Linked DNA regions of Homo sapiens: regions 1, 2, 3, 5 and 6 are each linked to region 4. A link is a contact called in ENCODE Hi-C data. All regions are on one chromosome and are shown on one strand. Each heading gives the region's core, a stretch centred on a gene start or an enhancer-like site at or near the end of the contact. The rest is flanking DNA. Distances are from core to core; before and after follow the strand shown. Region 1 holds the start of MED7 (mediator complex subunit 7). Region 2 holds the start of THG1L (tRNA-histidine guanylyltransferase 1 like). Region 3 overlaps DOCK2 (dedicator of cytokinesis 2). Region 4 holds the start of CCNG1 (cyclin G1). Region 5 holds the start of CLINT1 (clathrin interactor 1). Region 6 holds the start of DOCK2 (dedicator of cytokinesis 2).

Region 1 (3,594 bases), core at 832-3,331, 6.3 Mb before region 4:
CTCCTGCCTTGGCCTCCCAAAGTGCTGGGATTACAGGCGTGAGCCACCACACCCAGACATTTTAAAACTTTTAACATAAATTCAGATTACAGAAAAAGTGCATGAATACACAAAAAACACTTCATATTCTTCACTCAGATTCTCCAAATGTTAACATTTTCCTTCATTTGCTTTATTGGTTTTTCATTCCTTTACCCCTGAATACTTCAGTGTGTTTTCTCGTGACAAGAATGTTTTCTTCTACCCAAAGCACAATTACCAAAATCAAAGAATTAACAGTGATCTGGTACTTCAAAATACATTTTTTTTTTCCCTGAGACAGTGTCTCGCTCTGTCACCCAGGTTGGAGTGCAGTGGCACGATCTCGGCTCACTGCAAGCTCGGACTCCCGGGTTCACGCCATTCTCCTGCCTCAGCCGCCTGAGTAGCTAGGACTACAGGCGCCCGCCACGACGCCCGGCTAATGTTTTCTATTTTCAGTAGAGACGAGATTTCATCGTGTTAGCCAGGATGGTCTCGATCTCCTGACCTCGTGTTCCACCTGCCTCGACCTCCCAAAGTTCTGGGATTACAGGCGTGAGCCACCGTGCCCGGCAGAAAATACAATTTTTGACAGCTCACGTTTCATCCCACTCAAACCTTTTTAGGTGAGGAGTGCTGCTCTGTACTTTCCTACACGATGTGCATTCCTGTATTGCGGCTGCCATTTTCCTAAGGCCAACTACATGACAGGTACCATTTTTTATGGCCTCTGTAACATAATCTTCATTAACAATTCTATGAATTAAGGTTTTTGGGGTTTTTGTTGTTAGTTTTGTTTTTTGAGACAAGGGCTCAATCTGTCTCCCAGGCTGGAGTGCAGTGGTACCATCAGGGCTCACTGCAACCTCTGCCTCCCGGGTTCAAGGGATTCTCCTGCCTGAGCCTCCTGAGTAGCTGGGGACTACAGGTGCGCACCACCACGCCCAGCTAATTTTTGTATTTCTCGGTAAAGACAGGTTTTCACCATGTTGGCCAGGCTGGTCTGGAACTCCTGACCTCAAGTGATCCGCCCACCTCGGCCTCCCAAAGTGCTGGGATTACAGGCGTGAGCCACCACACGGTCCCACGAATTAAGTTCTATTATCAATTTCATTTTAGAAGTGAGGATCCGAAGTCTCAATGAGGGGAAGTGTTGCCCCAGATCAAAAGGTTAATAAATGGCACAACAGGAATTCTTATCCCAGGTCCCTTTAGCTCCAAAGGGCAAGCTCTCTTATATCCCTAAGCCGAGAAGCATCTAACTGTACAATAAGGACTGGCATATCACAAAAATTATATTTCTTTCTCTACTGTCTCTCTAGATGGAACTTTTCAAAGGTGATGGAGGTCTTATTTTTAATAAAAGCAGAGCCAAGCATCAGAGCTGGTTCTTAACTCAAGATCCAACATCTAGTGTTTGTTCTACTGGGGGAGAAGGAGCTTCACCAGAAGACGACAGACATTCCAGGGTCCCAGCCCCAGAGATTTGATTCATTCTGTCTACTGTGAATGGGCCCTAGAATGTCGCTTTTAAAACCTCTCCAGATGGACCTGACGATTAGGCTTGGGATCTACCGCCCTCGCCTGCCCCCATACCTCAGCTGTTTCATAACTGCTCCCAGAAGAAGGAAGGGCAGGGAGGGCTACTCTCATGTTACAAAGAGCCGGAGAGGGCAAATGACTCGCCCAAGGCCACACAGCTTAGAAAAACAGCGGCGCGGGGACTAGACGCCAGGTCTCCCAACCTCCACTCCGGCTCGGCGTCCCAACACGGAGGAAGCCCCGAGACTGCCACGCTTAGAGCCCCCTCCTCCAGGCTGTCCACCCCGAGGCCTCCGCGCTCTCGGAGAGACCGCACTCTCGGAGAGACTCGGGAGAGAAAGACGAAAGACCGCCTTTGGAGGCCGAACTCAGCCATGCCTCCCCAGTTCCCAGCCCAGCACAGAGGAAGCTGCGGGGTCCGGAAGAAAAAAACGCACACAGGCGGCGGCCCCAAACCGTTGCCGCCCACTTACCTCAGCTCTGGCTTTACACTGGTAGCCGCCTTCCCCTCTGCAGCCGAAACCAACTTCCGGTCTCCTCCGGGAAGAAGCCACCGACTCTGTCCTTGATTGGCTGTAAGAGCTGTCCTTTAACGAAATTCTAGCTCCGCCTCAGACCGATCCCTCGCTGTTGCGCCTACGTATGTTTGACTCCTCCCATCCACCCGTTACTGACTTTTAAAAGTCGTAGCTGAGGGTTCCGTTTCTTCGTTTCTTTTTGAATTAAGGCATAAAATTGAACAAGACACCTTATTGCTTTATTTTTTATAGACCCCTTATTGACCAGAAACAATCTTATGTTTTAATGTTTAACATGCTCTTGTAAGACTTAACGTGAATTTAGAAATTTATGACACGAAAATAACCTCCAAAAGAAACGCTTGCTATTGCGCCTGCGTATATTCCACCCCCTTCCCCATTACCACTCTTTTACTGACTTAGTCGCTGCTGGTAGTTCCATTCCTTTTGTCCTTTTTTAATTTAACGCATACAATTAAGACGTCTTACATACAAATTCGAAAATATAGACATGCAGGGTTTTTTTGTTGTTTTTTTCTTTGAGACGGAGTCTTTCTCTTTCGCCCAGGCTGGACTGCAGTGGCGCGATTTCGGCTCGCTGCAACTTCAGTCTCCGGGATTCAAGCGATTCTCGTGCCTCAGCCTCCCGAATAGTTGGGGTTTCACCTATTTTTTTTTCTTTTTTTTGTATTTTTGGTAGAGACAGGGTTTCACCGTGTTGGCGAGGCTCATCTCGAGCTCTTGATATGAAGTGATCCGCCCGCCTCGGCCACCCAAAGTGCTGGGATTGTAGGCGTGAACCACCACTTCCGGACTCCCCCATTTTAAATCCCTCGCACGTATCAATTTATTTCCTGAAGAAATCCATCTACGTTGAGCATAACCCAATCCAGCTTTTCTCCTCACCGCTGACCCCAATGTATCCTGCACCAGTGACTTCCAATGGTCGTTCCCAGTCCTCATTTTACTCCATCTGTCAGCAGCATTTGGCACATTTGATTAATGGATTGCCCCAGGACTCAGTTCTCCAACCACTTCTCAGTCAGATATCAGCTGGATGATTACATGCAGGCCCTGGAACACCGTTTCCTCTGCACTTCAGACCCTCATATCCAGTGGTGACAGACATCTTTCCCCAGTTGCACTTTACTCAATTGCAAATGTTCAATCGAAGGAATCACCTTTTTCTCCTTTCTCACATACCCCACCGAAACTACCATACCAGCCTTTTGCATTAGATCTATTTAAAAATAAGTAAATAAAGTTCCAAATATGACTGACCACCGTTCCCACTGCTATGGTCCTATGCCATGCCACCATTATCTCTCACCTGGACTTCTTTGATTTTTTGTCCTCCCTTAGTCTATTTACCACACCTTCTTAAAATATAAGACCGGTCTTATCACTCCTCTATTCAAAATCCTCCAAGGCTTTCTATGACTTTTAGAATAAAATCTGACATCCTTCCCCTGGCCTATATCACAGGCCCTACAAAATTGCCAAGTACATCCCG
Region 2 (3,540 bases), core at 582-3,081, 5.7 Mb before region 4:
TTCTACAAAAAAAAATACAAATATTAGGTGGGCATGGTGGCACGCACCTGTAGTCCCAGCTACTAGGAAGGGAGGTGGGAGGTTCACCTGAACCCAAGAGGTCTAGGCTGCAGTGAGCTGAGATCATGCCATTGTACTCCAGCCTAGGTGACAGTGAGACTCTGTCTCGAAAACATACACATAAAAAAAATAAAAATCATGAATTCATATTGATAAGTAATTTTGAAAAATTCACCTAATGAAAGTAGGGCTCCTAGAGGAGGCAAGATTTGGTTGTCTCCTGGTCAGCTTGGAGAGAGGAGTTTGTGGAAGTAAAAGGTGAGGAATGATAACCTACAGAAAACTGACTTCACAGCAACAGAAACAAAGAAAAGATGCAGGATGTCATAATTTATGTCTTGGTCCTGCCACATATGTGACCTTATGTAAATTATTTTTTTCTCTTTGAGTCTCAGATTTCCCCTTTGTAAAGGTGAAATCCCAGTTCCTCTTTTGCATCCCTCTGATGTTACTCTGAGCATCAAAGGAGTGATGACTACCATTTGTGGTACTATTATGAGGATATACACACATACTGATATAGATCCCTGTATGGATACACAAAAAACTGGTAACAGTAACTGCCTAAAGTATGTTGTTAGGAGTCAGTGAGAGACTTTTTGCTACATATAAAAGGATTTATATTGTTTGAATATTTTTCTTTTTCTTTAGAGACAGATTCTTGCTCTGTCACCAAGGCTGGAGTGCAGTGGCTAATGATGGGTCACTGCAGTCTCGAACTCCTGGCCTCAAGTATCTTCCCACCTCATCCTCCCATAGCTAGGACTACGGGCATGGGCTACTAAGCCTGGATAATTTTTTTTCTTTTTTGTAGGAACAGGGGTCTTGCTACGTTGCCAAGGCTGGTATGAATCTCCTGAACTCAAGCAATCCTCCTGCCTCTGCCTCCCAAAGTGCTGGGATTACAGGCGTCAGCCACCGTGCCTGGCCTGAATATCTTTCTTGAGGATGGAAAAAAAAAAAAAGTAAGTAAGTAGGTAATGAATTTGAAAGAGCTTTGTAAATCACAAAGTATGACACAAATATTAGGATTTTATTTTTACTATTATCCACCAGCAACAAGATATCAAACACTGGTTCTGTGATTATTTAATGGTGAAAAAGTTGAATAAATCAATTTAGTATACCCATATGTTGGAATATTGAGTCCATTTTTCTTTTAAAAATCACACTTTGGAATAATTGATGATACTGGCAAATGCTCAAGCTGAGTGGAAAAATATATAAACATTGTATAGGCGAATAATTCCAATCTTGTGCATTCCCTGTGTAAACCTACATACACAAAAAGAAAAAAGACTGAAAGGAACCATCCACAATGCTTTGATGGGAAAGACGGAGAAACAAAGTGTTAATTTTCTTAACTATAGTTTTGGTGTATTCCAGATTTTCTACAAGTTAATAAATGCCACTAAGAAAAGGGGAAACATCACAGCTACACCTTCAAACACCAGAAAAAGAATTTTTTTTTTTTTTTTTTTTTTTAGGTTGGGGTATGATTTTGATCTGGGCACTAACGGGGACACTGATTGCTTTTGCCAGTAAGTCAAGACCAGCAGATAAAAAATAATTTTTAAAAACCTCGTGAGACTGATTTGCCGCAGGACGGGAGGAGGAAGAAGCAAGCGTGGAAGGTGCTAACGGAGGAACCTAAACCTCCATCCTCTTTGCCTGGGAGGTTAAGAACTACAGGGAGAGGCGAGAGAGACTATGACTGCCCTACGGCTAGAGTAGCCGCGAAGAGAACACTTCCGGGGCGGGGCTATCTGGCCCTTTCCTTTCCGCGTGTAGAATGTGGGGCGCCTGTAAAGTTAAGGTTCACGATTCCTTGGCCACCATTTCCATCACTCTGAGACGGTACCTGAGATTGGGGGCGACCATGGCAAAAAGCAAGTTCGAGTACGTGAGGGACTTCGAGGCTGACGACACCTGCCTGGCACACTGCTGGGTGGTAGTGCGGCTGGACGGCCGGAATTTCCATCGGTGAGCGAGCTCGACTCGGGGCGTCGCGATGCGCCAGCGCTTCCGGGGAATCCAGCTTCTTCCCTTGCAAGTCCTCCCGCCCGCTCCAGTCACGGTTACCAGGGTAACGCGGTAGCCAATGAGTGCGCAGCATGGAGCATTGCCCCGCCCTGCGTGTTGGCTAGGACAGTGCCTGAACGCTGGCTGTTAGCGTAATTGAATGGGCGATGTGCTCCCGTGATGAGGATCTGGCTTGGAGTGCCCGTGTTAAGTGAACAGAGACTTGTTAGCAAGGACCTGTTGTTAAAAGTCACTCTCATGCACAATATTTAAGCTCTTAAGCCAATTGCCTAGCTATTCTGTTAGATATCTTTGAATGCTGACTGTTCAGAAGTCTGTGTAAGCCTTGCTTGTGGGCAATACTTAACGTCTGTGCTTCATTATCAGTAACAGGCCACATGGACTAGATTCAACAGAGAGTCAGAAAAAAAGAGAAGGCTGGGCGCGGGAGGCAGGAGGATCACTTAAGGCCAGGAGTTGGAGACCAAGTTTTTGTTTTTGTTTTGTTTTTTCTGTGGTTGTTGTTTGTGAAACTCCGCCACTACAAAAAAAAAAAAAAAAAAAAAAAAAAAAAGAGAGAGAGAGAGAGAAAGAAGGAAGAGAGAAAGAAAGAAAAAGAAAAAATTTAATTTGCCCGGCGCAGTGGTGCACACATGTAGTTCCAGCTACTGGGAAGGCTGAGGTGGAAGGATCGCTTGAGCCTGGGAGGTCAAGGCTGCAGTGAGCGGTGATTGGACACTGCACTCCAGCTTGGGTGACAGAGCAAGACCCTGTCTCAGAAAAAGAGGGAGGGGGAGAAAGAAATATAACAGAAAGATGGGAATTTAATCTTTGAAGAGGGCTGCATTGTTAATGATTATTATAACTAACATTTATTGAGCACTTACTAGGAGCTAGGTATGATTACTTTTATCTTCTCCCTAATCTTCAGGACAACCCAATGAGGTAAATATTCTTTTATTCCCATTTCACAGAAAGGAGAGTTGAGGCTTAGCATTTCTGTCTGGCTTTCTCAATTTCAGGGCAGGAAAAAAACTAAGTTCTTAAGAAAATGGATCAGGTTGTGGCTAGTTGAGCATTTGAGTTCACAGTGCTATTACATTATCTTCCTCCAAACAGCCTCTGTTATCTAGCAACAGAGCGTGTTGTTAATGACAGGCTTCCATCCATGCTTTCTTCCCTTTTTCCCCTGTGAAGGTTTGCTGAGAAGCACAACTTTGCAAAACCCAATGACAGCCGTGCTCTCCAGCTGATGACCAAATGTGCGCAGACTGTGATGGAAGAACTAGAGGATATTGTGATCGCGTATGGACAGAGTGATGAGTACAGCTTTGTGTTCAAGCGGAAAACCAATTGGTTTAAAAGAAGAGCCAGGTAATTCCATGACCTAACTCCTTTCTTCAGAATATTTCCTCCCAGCATCTGGTTTTCTGTTTATCTTAATCGCAGACTTACAGG
Region 3 (3,134 bases), core at 415-2,914, 6.2 Mb after region 4:
ATTTAAAAACGTTTTGGTAACGCTAGTAATTAGAATTTACTAAACAGAAATGCTTTCTCATTTTAGGAATGTATGTTTCATAGCAAAAGCCTAACTGGGTGGTTCGATGTTTGTTATGCTCTCCATTTGCTTCAGCCATGGGGCTATTCAGCCTGTGACTCTTCCTAGATACAGTTCTTTATTAGTATTAATATCACGATAAAGGGAAATAAGCATCATTAGGGTTTGGAAGGGTCCCATAAATCACACCTCTAATTCCAGGAGAGCCGATGTGCACAGTTGTGTTGTTTGTTTACTGCATGAAGGCACCCAGCCCAGGGAGCAGGAGCTCACTCCCCTCCCCAAGCTGGGAGCCCTGTCTTGGGCAATGTGGTGGCATCTCTTTCTTTCTCCTACAAAGATGCCATTGCCTTGTGAAGCCAGGTGTCTACTGGGCTGCGTCCACCCATGGTGGTGTGCTTGTAGGGAGTGCTTTTTAAAATTTGCACAAAGATGAATGGCCTTGGACTCATAAGTCAGGCAGTTGGAAATCAACATGTCATTGATAAACTTGATATTGGGAGCATGGCTTGGGCATGAGAACCAAATGAGCTGCTGATCTGTTACCTGCAGTCAGGCAGGCTCCCACCCCTCACTGGCCCAACTGGCCTACCACAGTTCCCTCCTACCTGGGCCTGCTGATACCTCCTGCTGCATGGAGGGCACAGAGCCTGGGCTTCCTGTGTCTCGGCAGAGTGGTAGAGGAAGAAGAGAGAGTGTATTGAGCACATAGGCCTGTTCTGCCCCCAGTGAATCCATTAGAGGAGGCCCTGGGGAGGGAGTGACGGTCAGGGAGGAGGCAGGTGTGCCACTGTGAAGGAGTCCTTTCATGGGGAAAGGCGGTCACCTGCAGGAGTAGCCATCTTTGGTCCTTTCCACAAAATAGACACTGTGCTAAGTTCTTTATAACACATGATCCTAGTCACTCCTCACCACAACCCACAGGACAGGCAGTGTCATTTCCAGTGCTGGATTAGCTACATGCAACCTCTTAGGCAACAGAGCCCCTAGCTGGGTCTGCAGATTTGTACAAGGATGCTTGTGTAAACACATACACACACACAGACACACACAAAGACACACACAAACATACATATGTACATATATACACATATGCATACCTGTGCATGTAGATACAACCAAAAAACATACAGAAAACCATTTTGTGGGCAAATAATTTGAAATTTGATATGTCAAGACAACTTTAAAAGGGGTCATGGGGGAAATGAGAACTTTGTTCATCTTCCTTATATTTATTTTATGCTTTAGTATTATTTTTACTTGGGGTTGTAGATGAGGGGATACCGTACACTTTTCAGTGTCCAGGGCCTGCAAAGTTCACACTCCGGCCCTGTTGAAACCTTTTACGCAAGGAGTGGACAAGGCTGGAGGAGAGGGGTGGAGACGCTGTCCTAGAGAATTGAATTGGGTCTGTGATTCCACGCACGCTGCCCCCTGCTCACAGCATAACCCTATCTTTTACAAATCTAGTTCTGCCCAGTGGCAGATAAGCAAACTGTAGGTGACTACCAAAGGCAAAGAATGAAAATAAAAACAGCAGCAACTCTCCTCAGTGCCTCTTTCATGCTACTGGATGCTAATCCTGAGAAACAGGCACGAGACCTCACATTTGCAGATGAGGAAATGGAGGCAGTGAAATGACTCATCTAAGGTTGCACAGTGAGCTAGTGGATTTTTTTTTTTTTTTTTAAGACGGACTCTTGCTTTTGTCTCCCAAGCTGGAGTGCAGTGATGCGATCTCGGCTCACTGCAGCCTCCGCCTCCCAGATTCAACTGATTCTTGCGCCTCAGCCTCATTCGTAGCTGGGATTACCAGCATGTGCCACCACGCCTGTATTTTCAATAGAGACGGGGTTTCGCCATGTTGGCCAGGCTGGTCTCAAACACCTGGCCCTAGGTGATTCGTGCACCTCGGCCTCCCAAAGTGCTGGGATGACAGGGGTGAGCCACCGCACCTGGCCCCAGTGGCTCTTTTCTGATAGCCAAGCCCACACTCTTTCCTCCACCCATGCCTGCCAAAACAATGACAAGGCCTTGGTCATTATTTTCTGTGTCCTACATTGTGAAATCCAGATGAGTATTTTTCTCTTCGTTGTATGCAGTTTCCCTGAATAGAAAGCTTGAGGGAATAAACCTCCCACACAGGCTGCCATAGTCAGAGCCTTGCCAGTACCTTTCCCTGGCCTGGTGCCCTGACCTTTACGAAGGCTACTCTGGTGGACTCAAGCCACCTTTATTCATCTCTGGGACACCTTTATCCTTTCTTTGGTTCTGGTTTTCCATTTCTAATTCAATTAGTCTTATTTTAATGTATCTTTGTAAATTAGTCACAATAACTTGCTGGAAAAAGCTGGATATATTCATTGGTAAATGGCTAATAATTTATTAATTATTTGAAAAGACAGTGTTTGGAAGTCTGCTAGAATGATTCTAGCTATCTGAGGAAATATCATATCTCCTGGTACGCAAATCATTAGGACTTCTCATGCATACACTCATGGCCATGCAGAGTTTTCAAATAGGGGATCCAAAGTCTTCTTGGGGTGCCTTGAGTGGCAGAAGGTAATGGAGCTGGAGGGGGTCTGAGAGCAGGTCTGGTGTTGTCTGCCTTCAGATGGGGTGTATGGTCTGTGATTCTGATTGAAAAAAAAAGATTCCTCTAAAAATATAAAAGGTGTGAAAACCACAATGTTAGTCAAAAATTAGTCAAAACTGTGTAGTAGAAAGAATATGGGTGTACCCGTGAAACCTTCTTACAGAAAACTACTTCAAAACCAAAATCCAGCCAACTGAGAGGTGAATCACAATACAAGAATATTGGATTAAAAATCTGTGATAAAAGGAAATAGTGGCTAATATTGGGTCCAAATGAATCGATTTATAAAAATTGATATTAAAAACAGTAGGAATTTCTTGTAGAAGGGACAAACATAAAAAAGCAGTGTGATTTTTTTCCTCCAACCACTTCCTTCAGTCATATTTGGTTGACATCTTTCCTGAGATTTGGTGGCATCAGAAGACTTTATTTAATCTTATATCCATGTGCTGCTCACCCACTTCTTCCCTTTCACCCA
Region 4 (3,381 bases), core at 757-3,256:
TTACTTCTCATTGTTGAGAAAAGAAAATGTGATTAAATAACTTGCTGAAAGTCACATAACAAGTTATGAGCTATTCCTGGATATGAATATAAGTTTATTTTATTCTAAAGTCTATGTGTTTATATTGCCCACAGGTTACATGTTCTACAAGGACGGGTACCAGTCTAATTTGTTCTCCACTGGCCTATGCTATGTGTTCAATAAATATTAGTTAATTTATTCGTGCTTTTGATTGCTATAAAGAATTTTTTTTTTTTTAGACCAAGTCTTGCTCTGTTGCCCAGGCTGGAGTGCAGTGGCACCATCTCGGCTCACTGCAACCTCTACCTCCCAGGTTCAAGCGATTCTCCTGCCTCAGCCTCCCGAGTAGCTGGGATTACAGGCACGTGCCACCATGCCCAGCTAATTTTTGTATTTTCAGTAGAGACGGGGTTTCACCATGTTGGCCAGGTTGGTCTCAAACTCCTGACCTCAGGTAATCCACCCGCCTCTGCCTCCCAAAGTGCTGGGATTATAGGTGTGGGCCACCGCGCCCAGCCTGCCATAAAGATTTTATGATTTTTTAGCCATTTTTTTTAAAAATTGTGCATATACATTCCTAATTTTAGGAATTAGGAATAATAGGAACTAAAAGCCAAAAGGAGAAACTACATTTATAAACTCACACATTACAGCAAAAAGTATTTTTAAATAAAATCACTTGTTAAAGGTTATAAATTGCCAATTTATATTCACTAGGTAAGCTTTTATTTTCAAAAGGAACAAAGGCCTCTTCCCCATTTGAGCCCCAGTTTCTTAAACTGACCTGATTATGTGGCTAAGGTATTATTGTGAGGTATTGATGTTTTCTCCTGTTTTTCCTTCCCCTTCCTCCCCACCCCTTTTCCCCCTTTCCAGAGTTTTGTTCTGTGGCATTGCCTTGGGTAAGTACACGGCAGGGCAAATAGCAGAGTGACGGCAAATCTTTCAGATTTTCACTTTTTCAAAGTAAGAGAGACCGAACTGGGGCCATGAGAACAGAGACATCCAACTACTGTGTAATTCATAAGAGTTTAGAAATGACTCCTTGTGCACCCTTTTTCAGGCCCTTTTACAAATGGACTTTTCTCACTTGTGATGATCTGGGAGAGTGAGAGTGAGGAGAGTCTAAGAAGAGTTCAGGCTAATTATTTTCCCACTAATCTGGCATAGGAGAGGCTCACAGAGATTAAATTCATTATGGTAAATACAAAGAGTAATACTGCTTTACACTCGGGTCTGTAGACTGAGATTCACACTCACCACAATTATTCCTGTTAACAGTCTGCCACATACCTTTCATTTTAAGCAACTGAAAAATTGTACCAACTTTTCTCTTTAAATTTGCTTTAAAAGCAAATTCAGAAAATTGGTAGAGGGTCAAGAAATTACACAGTCCAACTCCATTATTTGATAAATTGTATAAAAAGCAAACTAAGGCAAGAATCAACTGACTTCCAAAGTTCACGAAGAGAGCACTCTGGAAGTTGATAAACCACCAAACCATATAAATTCCACCACCTCTTTATCTGTAATTAAAAATCAAAGGTTGACTTTTTTTTTTTTAACTACTCACTGTATTTTTAGAAAGATGGGGCAGAACCACTGTAGAACTCCTAAACCCCACAGAACAAACAGTACATTCTGGAATGATACGCCGGCCAATCCGGCTGGCAGCCGATTGACCTGACCCAGGCGAGGGTTGCTGCACCGAGTATTTAGTTTGGCCCCCTACTGAATGAAGACACTTTGTTAAATTCTCCAATGAGAGACGCTTAGAGGTAGGGGCGTGGAAGGGGGCCGGGGAATTTGAGGCCAGATAACGGGAAGTGTGAGCCGATTGGCCGGACTTCTCACTCCACGGCCCAGCCGTTTACGGATCGCGGAGGCCATCCATCAAAAGAATTACACCAATCAGCGGCGAAAATGCCCCCTTCTCGCGAGAAAGCCCCGCCCTCCAATATATTCCTCGTTAGGGCAGGCGCGGCCCCTTCGGCTCCGAGCTGACCCTGATCAGGGCCGAGTTGTCTCGGCGGCGCTGCCGAGGCCTCCACCCAGGACAGTCCCCCTCCCCGGGCCTCTCTCCTCTTGCCTACGAGTCCCCTCTCCTCGTAGGCCTCTCGGATCTGATATCGTGGGGTGAGGTGAGCAGGCCCGGGGAGGGTGGTTACCGCTGAGGAGCTGCAGTCTCTGTCAAGGTGAGTGGGACTGCGCGGGAGTTGACCGCCAGGTGCGGGTGGGGAGCTGGGTTGGGGGCGCGGGGCGAGGAGTAGGTCTGGCCCGCGCCCTTTTCCACACTAAACTCTACCGCTGTTGTGAGCACAAGCCCAGGCTAGTCCGAGGCTGGAGGGGCGGAGCCGGATCCGGCCTCCTGAGGTGCCTTTCGTGTCTGCCGACCCAGTCCCAGGGACTAGCCTGGGGAGGAAGAATGGAACCCCTGCAGTTAGAGGTTCCTCACATGACTAGCTCTGAAGACCTCCTGCCTTCCTGTCTTTAGTTGGTGTGGGAGGGACCTTCCATGTATCCAGGGCTTAGCTTGTGCCCGGGACATGGTTGTGTTATGCACACTTAAATCAATGGAATTCCCAGGTTCATCTTTCAGACTAGGTTAGCAACAACCCACCGCACCCCCCCGCCCCAATACGTGCTCCTAATGTCACCTTTTAAGTTTCCTTTCCTAACAACAATAAAAGTTAAGTAATATTGAGTATTGTGTGCCAAGCACTGTGCTATACTCTTTAAGTGGTGAATCATCTTGTTCAGTCTTCACATTCAGCGACAGATATTGTTACCCTCATTTTATAAATCTAGAAAGAAGCTCAAGCTCATTATTATTGTTCAGTGTTTTTTAAGCGTCTACTGTATGTGCTAAGCTCTTTACGTGATTTCATTTTAACTCACAAATCTGTGAGGTAGGTCATAAACCTTATCCCTACTTTATCAATGTGGAACTAAGTACAATTAAGTAACTTGAACAGTTCATTTTGTTAATATGTGGCAGAATACTTAACTACCATCTGCTTTTCACTTTCGGTATCCTGTCTTACGGTGTTTATTCGTGGTTATCTATTGACAGTGAATAACTTGAACAAGTATTTCTTGAAGATTTGCATTTTATTTTTCTAAAAAGCATGGTTCCGACCGGGCGCGGTGGCTCACGCCTGTAATCCCGGCACTTTGGAAGGCCGAGGCGGGCAGATCACAAGGCCAGGAGACCGAGACCATCCTGGCCAACATGGTGAAACCCCGTCTCTACTAAAAATATAAAAATTAGCTGGGCGCGGTGGCGCATGCCTGTAATCCCAGCTCCTCGGGAGGCTGAGGCAGGAGAATCGCTTGAACCAGGGAGTCGGAGGTTGCAGT
Region 5 (3,507 bases), core at 571-3,070, 5.6 Mb before region 4:
CAATGAACCTAGATCTGGAAAAGATCTAGTTTATTTCATCTTCGGTAAGCAAAAGCAAAGAATATATAAATAGCTAAATAGTCCGAAATAAATAGCTGAAGCCTTAATAGCCAAATGAGTTGTTATAAAGGAAAATTATTAAAGCAAATCACTTTTCAAACTTGAAGCTTCTTTCTTAAAGAGGTTTATTTCACTCTAAATGCAAAACATTTGCTAGTTTCAAAAGTACACTAATATAAACATATTCTGTTAAGGGCTTTATATGCAATACAATCCCTTAACCCTTAAGCCTCACAACAACATTCTAAGGTAGGTATCGTTGCATTTTCATTTTGTACCAGAGAAAACTAGGGCACTGTGAGGATAAGTAACTTCCCCAAGGTTATAAAGCTTGAACCCAGCTTTGCAGGTTCTGAAACCTGTGCTCCTTAGGCACTCTATTGCCTTCTTGGTAGCACAGAAAATATAAAAATATGGTCAAGCTCTAAGTTCTATCTGATGTATCAGACAAGGCACTGGAAATTACTTTGTTTCCTGGTGTCAAGAAAACAGTTTGCTATCTATACTTCCTGATTTTAGGTTAGGTGGGTGGCACAAATCAACTGTTTTTCTCACCACACTTATTGCATAATCATTAAAGCCCCAAAGGAAGAGGACTGCTTAAATTCTTAAACTTTATTTCCTGCTGGCCTAGAAGACCTTACTTAACCACTGTTATACCTGATATACTCATTTTAAAAGTTAAGGTTTTCCTTGTGCAAGTAAGAGACTAAAGTTATTTCAGTCTTAAAGGAAATCAACTACGTACTGGTCGTTTTACCTGCTTTTAAAAGCAGATCAACAGGATATAAACCTGGGTTGTTTTTTTCCTTAAGAGGACATTTCTTAATGACCTCTTAATTTAATCGAATGGAACAAGTAGCACACCAAAAATGATGTGTAGTGGAAAAAGAAACAGAAGAAAAAATCGCAAGAAGTCATATAGTGATCTACTTTCACTAGTGTTAGAAAAGCAAAGGATGAGTGTCTTCTTGAGTAACTTCAGGCTGACCACAATAGCCACTTGTTACACTACTACCACCCACTCCAACACTTCAGGTTCATTAGGAATTAAGAGGAGGCAAGGAAGATAAAAGACACACCCCAACCAGGTCTAAGGTCTCTCCGTACTACACCTTGAGGGACACAGGGAACCAGTGCATTGTGCCCCCCACCCCCAAACCTTCCCTGCTCCCCAGGAGGCAAAGCCCACGGCCTGGGGCCAAGACAGTCCTCCGGCCAGGGCAGTGACCCAGCGCCAAACAACCCGCCCCTTATGACCAAAGCGTCGGCACCCAGGGGTTGGAATAGGGGAAGGGACGGGAAGGCCTGGAAAGGAGAGAAGGGTGGCCAAGAGGATGTTTTTTTTTAAAACGAGGGAGGGTCCCTCCCCAGCCTCGCCAGCGGGGATGAGGCCCGGGGCCGGGAAGGAGCGGGCCGCCGCCATGATGGGGCTGGCAGAGCCAGGGGGCGTGACGTGGGCAACCCCTAGCCCAAGGCCAGCTCCTTCTCCCCCTCCCCCCTCCCCCACGTGGGCCTCGGCCACAACTGCCCCCCGATACTCACGCTTTGTCCACCAGCTCGCGCACCTTCCACATGTTCAACATCGTGCCCCGCGCGGGACGGTCCGCCGCCTCCCTCTCCTGCTCCCCACGGACCCCGGAACACTTCCGTACCGGGGCAGTTCCAGGCCGGGGTCACCGCCGCCCGCCGCCTCGAACTCCCCCAGTCAGCTCCTTCCTTTGCCACAGCAGCGGCGCCGCCGGTGACACGTCGAGACGCGGCAGCACAGGCGCTGCGTGGAGCGGAAGTGTCCGACTTTCCGCCGCTGCGCGCGGGGCACGCCGGGACTTGTAGTTTTCCCTGAGTGCCGAGCTCGGCCGGTTGAGTTGGGAGAGCTGAGAGGTTGAGTTGGGAGAGCTGAGAGGAGTTGGGATGGTTTCTCTTAAGCTTTCCCAGTCCCCGGCCCCAGACCTACCGAGCCAGAAATTTTGGAGGTGGGGCCCAGCGATCTGTGCTTTTACAAATCCTCTAGGTGATTCTGATCACGCTCAAGTTTCAGAACCACTGGTGCAGGGTCTAGTCACACTCAAACACTTTTCAAATGTAAGGCAGTATTACTATGTTATTAGTAATGATTATACAGAAGTATGATTGGCATACGCATTCCTCATCGACAGACACATCGCTGTATTTATTTCCCAATGCCCAAGTACACTTAGATCTCTAGGCCTTAGTTTCCACCCCTGTAAAATTGAAGAACTTGTATTCTAAATCCTTTTCCGCTCTAATTCTATGATACAATGTTTTATATTTAGACAACTACCTGAAATCCTTGTTAAATGCTTTACTATAAACCTCAGAAACTCAGTTCACACTCCACGGGAAACTAAAAAGCCAACATTATATATACACGCACACATACACATACATATGACAGGTTTGTGTTTTTTAAGGATAAATATGCACATTGCTTCCATTGCTTTGTTGCAATGGTTGTCATCACTTCCTTCTCTACTTACTCATTTTTATCAATGCTCATGTTAAAGCTACAAGCAACCTTAAGTTTCATTTGATCCATCTGCTGAAATTTTACAGTTCTTTTCATTCTACAAATATTTATTGAGCATCTTGTATGTTCCAGAAGTGGGGAATATAGTTAAAGACCCAGCTCTCTTGGAATTCAAACGTAATTGGAAGAAACATATAATAATCAAGGAAACATTTAAGATAATTGCATATAGTGTAATTGCTTAGCGGGTTCTTTCTGCCCACTTTACAGATAAAGTCAATTCACTGCGACCAAGTCATTGCAGTGAAGAGTTTGACATGAGGCTGGCCATGCCACTTGAGAGACAGAGTTATTACTCAAATCAATCTTCCTGAACATTTGGAAGCTAGAGTTTTTCAAAGATAGTTTGGTGAGCAGAGGGTTAGGGCATGGGTGCTGCTGATTGGTTAGGGATGCAATCAGAGGAGTATGGAAAATGGTTCTCCTTTGCTGAATCGGCTTCTTGATGGAGGGCCAGCAGAGGAGTGGCTGGTCTGGGTGGGGTCATCCGTTTGTCAGAAATGCAAAAGCCTGAAAAGACGTCTTAAAAGGCCAATCTTAGGTTCTACAATAGTTCATTACAGGCCAGGCACAGTGGCTCACGCCTGTTATCCCAGCATTTTGGGAGGCTGGGAGGCCAAGGCAGGAGGATCACTTGAGCCCAGGAGTTTGAGACCAGCCTGGGCAGCAAAGTGAGATCCCCCTGCCAGCCCAGTCTTTAAAAAAAAAAAAAAAAAAAAAAAAAAAGCCAGGCGTTGGGGCACACTCTTGTGAGGCCAGCTACTTAGGAGGTTGAAATGGAAGGATCCCTCGAAAGGATCAAATAAAGACTCCAATTCACAAAGAAGTGAAATTGATGGTTGCTAGTCATGAAGCTAGGTAACAATAATCCCAAATAAACAACCTCGGACCCTGGT
Region 6 (3,406 bases), core at 767-3,266, 6.2 Mb after region 4:
AGAACCTTTTTTCTTTCTTTACATAAGTACCTGCATCCTACATATATACTTGATTTTGCTTTCTGGACTGCAAAGACTAAAATACTATCTGTGACTTTACAGAAAATGTTTGGCATCCTCTATTGTATAGTCCCAATTTATAACATTGTTGTGATAGCTAGTTTTGTGAGTCAACTTGGCAAGGCTATGGCCCAGTTATTCAATCAAATACCAATCTTCACAATCTTCACAGGGGTTGCTGTGAAGTACTTTGTAGATGTGATTAACATCTACCATACATTGAATTTAATTAAGGGAGATTATCCTCAATACATTTGGTTGGTGTGATCCAATTAGTTGACAAACCTTATGAATAGAACTGAGGTTCCTTGAAAAAGAAGAAATTCCTCCTGAGGACATCTGCCTGTGAGTTTCCAAACTGCTCTTCCTGACAGCCCCACAATCGCATTAGCCAATCCCCAATCTCTCTCTGTCTCTCATATACATATATATGTATGTGTATATATATATATATATATATGCATATATGTATGTGTATATATATATGCATATATGTATGTGTATATATATGCATATATGTATGTGTATATATATGCATATATGTATGTATGTATGTGTATATATATATGCATATATGTATGTATGTATATATATGTATGCATATATATAAAATCTCCTACTCTGGTCATCTGGTGGAACCCTAATACCACTGCTGACTGTATAAGACATTATTACCTAATTTGTGCTGCTAGAAAACAGAAAAGAAAATAACTGCAGATAAAACAAAATCAATAATTTTTTGTTGCTCCAGTTCAGCTGTGATATTGCCTAATCTATCTTAATGACTCTCCAGTGTAAGGCAGAAAGGGGTAGTGAGAGTCATGAATAAAGAAAGAAAACTCAGCAAAACTTAAATTCAGCCTTATCACTGTGGATCAGACTTTTTTTTTTTTTTTTTGGACAGAATCTGTTCTCAGAGCAAAAATGAGATTTTTCGAGGAAATGTCTCCATTAGCCTAACTCTAGGGCTCTTTTCCTGGGTCCCACTGTTGCTGGCTGTGACAGCACCCTTCACCTTGCAGTGATGTTGGTAAATAGTGTATTTACGTATTTTCAGAGTAGAGCTTCTAGAGCTTACATCAGATTTTCCAACGGGTTTGTAGCACCAAAACGATAAAAAGCTGTAAATGGGCCAGGCACGGTGGCTCACACCTGTAATCCCAGCACTTTGGGAGGCTGAGGCTGGCGGATCACCTGAGGTGGGGAGTTCGAGACCAGCATGACCAACATGGAGAAACCACGTTTCTACTGAAAATGCAAAGTTAGCCGGGCATGCTGGTGCATGCCTGTAATCCCAGCTACTGGGAAGGCTGAGACAGGAGAGTCGCTTGAACTCGGGAGGCGGAGGTCGCGGTGAGCCGCGATCGCGTCGTTGCACTCCAGCCTGGGCAGCAAGAGAGAAACTCGAAACTCCGTCTCACAAAAAAAAAAAAAAAAGGCTGTAAAGGATCCACCTCCAGGTAAACATTTACTCTTCCATGTCACCTGCTGTGTACATTGTCTCTCTAACCCTCACAATAATCATATGAAGTAGGTATTAGTATCCCATTTCACAGATGAGAAAACTGAAGCTTAGAAAAATGAAGTCATTTGTCCCCGTCTGGATTCGAACCGAGATCTGACACCAAAGCTCATGCTGAGGGGAGTTAAGGAGGTTTGTTCAGTCCCTAGGCACGGCAATCAGGAAACTCTCTGCACTTGCGGTGGTGGTCTGGCGAGCCCCAGGTGGGGACTGGCCTCTGCTCCCTCGCCTGGGGAGGAGACAAAGTGGGAGTGGTCCCCAAGTTTTGCGTGAAGTGGGGTGGGGTGGCGTGTCTTAGCCTACGGGGCACCAGCCTTCTAGTGTGCCCCTGCCCAACGGGAGGGAGGAGGGAGCGGGGAGCCCCGGCGAGGGAGGAGAGGGCGGGCCCTGAGAGGAGTTTGAAAAGAGGAAGGAAGTGGGGCCCTGCGGCGCCCAGCCACCCCCTGACGGCTTCCCCACGGGAGGACGCGAGGCCCCGGCCCAGCCATGGCCCCCTGGCGCAAAGCTGACAAGGAGCGGCACGGCGTGGGTAGGTGCGGGCCCCAGGGCGCGGCAGGGAGCGGGACAGGTGGCGGGAGAGCCGCGAGCAGGAGGATGCTGCGGGGCCGGCGGCGCGGGGTGGGCAGGGCGCGCTGCCTGCAGGTCAGAGGGCGCAGCCTGCGGCGGGGCCTCGGGGCGGGAAAGCCGAGGCTCGGGGAGAGGACGGCGGGACCCCACCCCGCAGGCTAAGCACAGCCCTCGCCCTCTCGCCTGCTGAGGGAACCTTAGACATTTCCGAGATAGGGTCAAGACCTGCGCTTGACAACTCAGTTCTTCGCGCCAAACTCGGCGTCCCCAGGAGTGCCCCAGCTCGCCGCGTGGGAGACTTGGCCTTGTAGAGGGAGCTCCACTCTCCCCTGGCTCAGCCTTGGCCTGCCCACCATGCATACTTCCACCCCCTCCAAAGCGACACCCATTTGCCTGCTTCCCCTGTCTGTTCCTCCTGGGTCAGATGACTCCTGATTTGGCAGGGCATCCAGAGGGCAGCTCAAGCTTGGGGGAATGGGGCTGGACGGTGGGGTTCTCTACTCAGCCCCCCAGAGCCTCTGGGGAAAAAGGCTCCCGCCAGGTGGTCTTAGGGTAACCAAGAAGCTAGCTTCGTCAGCCTCAGCCATCTAAACTCCCAGAAGCCTCTGCCTGGAGCTCAGGGGCGGAAGTGGTGGCTGGGGGAAGGGAGGCCTCAGGTGCTGCTACTCTAAGTGTCATCCGTGGTGCAATCTCCATGGACTCACTGTGGTTTTTAAACTTAAATATCAAATAAAAAGTCACTCTGGAGCTTCCTACACAGGCGGATACCAGACACCATCTCAGAGATAAATATTTCGCAGGTGAGGCATTGGAAGACCCAAACACCCAGAGGGATTTGATGCAGGGGGTCCCCAGGCCACTGTTTGGGAAACACTGCCCTGGAGAGATCAGCAGTTATCCACTCAATTACTGGGTACCGGGCACTGTGGGGTCATTTTGATATAAATGGTCCCCATCCAGAGAACAAATAATAATTCATATCTCAAGGGGCAGTTACAAAGTAAGGAAGGATACAGCTTCTGCCCTTGAGGAGTTATGTGTAAGGCTAGAGGCTTGGACTGGGAAGTCAGAACTGAGTTCAAATCAGGGTCTGTTTCCTCGTCTATAAAGTGGAAGTAATAATAATGCAGGTCTCATGAGACTCTTGTGAGGATTGAATGGGGTTATGCATGGAAAGCATTTAGTAGTGTGCTGGCTCAATAAGAGTTAGTGATTCAGGTCCAGGGTCTTACCTAGCAGCTTCAGAACCAAGAGACA

What was found. A loop is a pair of places that touch in the nucleus more often than their neighbours do. Pooled maps may share reads with other maps.
Region 1: a pooled map shows a loop between it and region 4 (13-fold over the local background). The contact joins the promoter of MED7 here to the promoter of CCNG1 in region 4. A Hi-C loop is called at or near these places in 7 of 50 pooled maps.
Region 2: a pooled map shows a loop between it and region 4 (7-fold over the local background). The contact joins the promoter of THG1L here to the promoter of CCNG1 in region 4. A Hi-C loop is called at or near these places in 5 of 50 pooled maps.
Region 3: a loop to region 4 is called in a pooled map, with 4 times the contacts of the local background. The contact joins the enhancer-like site here to the promoter of CCNG1 in region 4. A Hi-C loop is called at or near these places in 2 of 50 pooled maps.
Region 5: a pooled map shows a loop between it and region 4 (12-fold over the local background). The contact joins the promoter of CLINT1 here to the promoter of CCNG1 in region 4. A Hi-C loop is called at or near these places in 7 of 50 pooled maps.
Region 6: a loop to region 4 is called in a pooled map, with 6 times the contacts of the local background. The contact joins the promoter of DOCK2 here to the promoter of CCNG1 in region 4. A Hi-C loop is called at or near these places in 6 of 50 pooled maps.

Annotation. Positions count from the first base shown.
Region 1 is chr5:157,140,784-157,144,377 of GRCh38, forward strand. MED7 (mediator complex subunit 7) reads right to left here and starts at 2,082. Exons shown (of 2, transcript NM_004270.5): 1 at 2,037-2,082. RefSeq lists enhancers at 1,750-1,799, 2,610-2,709.
Region 2 is chr5:157,729,589-157,733,128 of GRCh38, forward strand. It overlaps THG1L (tRNA-histidine guanylyltransferase 1 like), which reads left to right and starts at 1,832. Exons shown (of 6, transcript NM_017872.5): 1 at 1,832-2,043; 2 at 3,280-3,456. The coding sequence starts at 1,853. RefSeq lists enhancers at 203-322, 353-432, 1,749-2,108.
Region 3 is chr5:169,654,592-169,657,725 of GRCh38, forward strand. The region is part of intron 2 of DOCK2 (dedicator of cytokinesis 2); the gene reads left to right. Among named protein-coding and RNA genes, the nearest start is that of DOCK2, 19 kb to the left of the region's middle. RefSeq lists enhancers at 1,786-1,835, 2,136-2,185, 2,216-2,265. Within about 2 kb of position 1,665, at least 3 of the 41 ENCODE cell types and tissues checked have a DNase peak (open chromatin) inside an H3K27ac peak, as active enhancers do.
Region 4 is chr5:163,435,589-163,438,969 of GRCh38, forward strand. It overlaps CCNG1 (cyclin G1), which reads left to right and starts at 2,007. Exons shown (of 7, transcript NM_004060.4): 1 at 2,007-2,216. It also overlaps a transcript of LOC105377700 not described here. RefSeq lists enhancers at 1,612-1,661, 2,103-2,680, 2,372-2,571 and a silencer at 1,852-1,931.
Region 5 is chr5:157,857,325-157,860,831 of GRCh38, forward strand. CLINT1 (clathrin interactor 1) reads right to left here and starts at 1,821. Exons shown (of 12, transcript NM_014666.4): 1 at 1,606-1,821. The coding sequence starts at 1,646. RefSeq lists enhancers at 1,451-2,032, 1,870-2,109.
Region 6 is chr5:169,635,259-169,638,664 of GRCh38, forward strand. DOCK2 (dedicator of cytokinesis 2) reads left to right here and starts at 2,017. Exons shown (of 52, transcript NM_004946.3): 1 at 2,017-2,111. The coding sequence starts at 2,069. RefSeq lists silencers at 1,885-2,364, 2,395-2,454 and an enhancer at 2,715-2,814.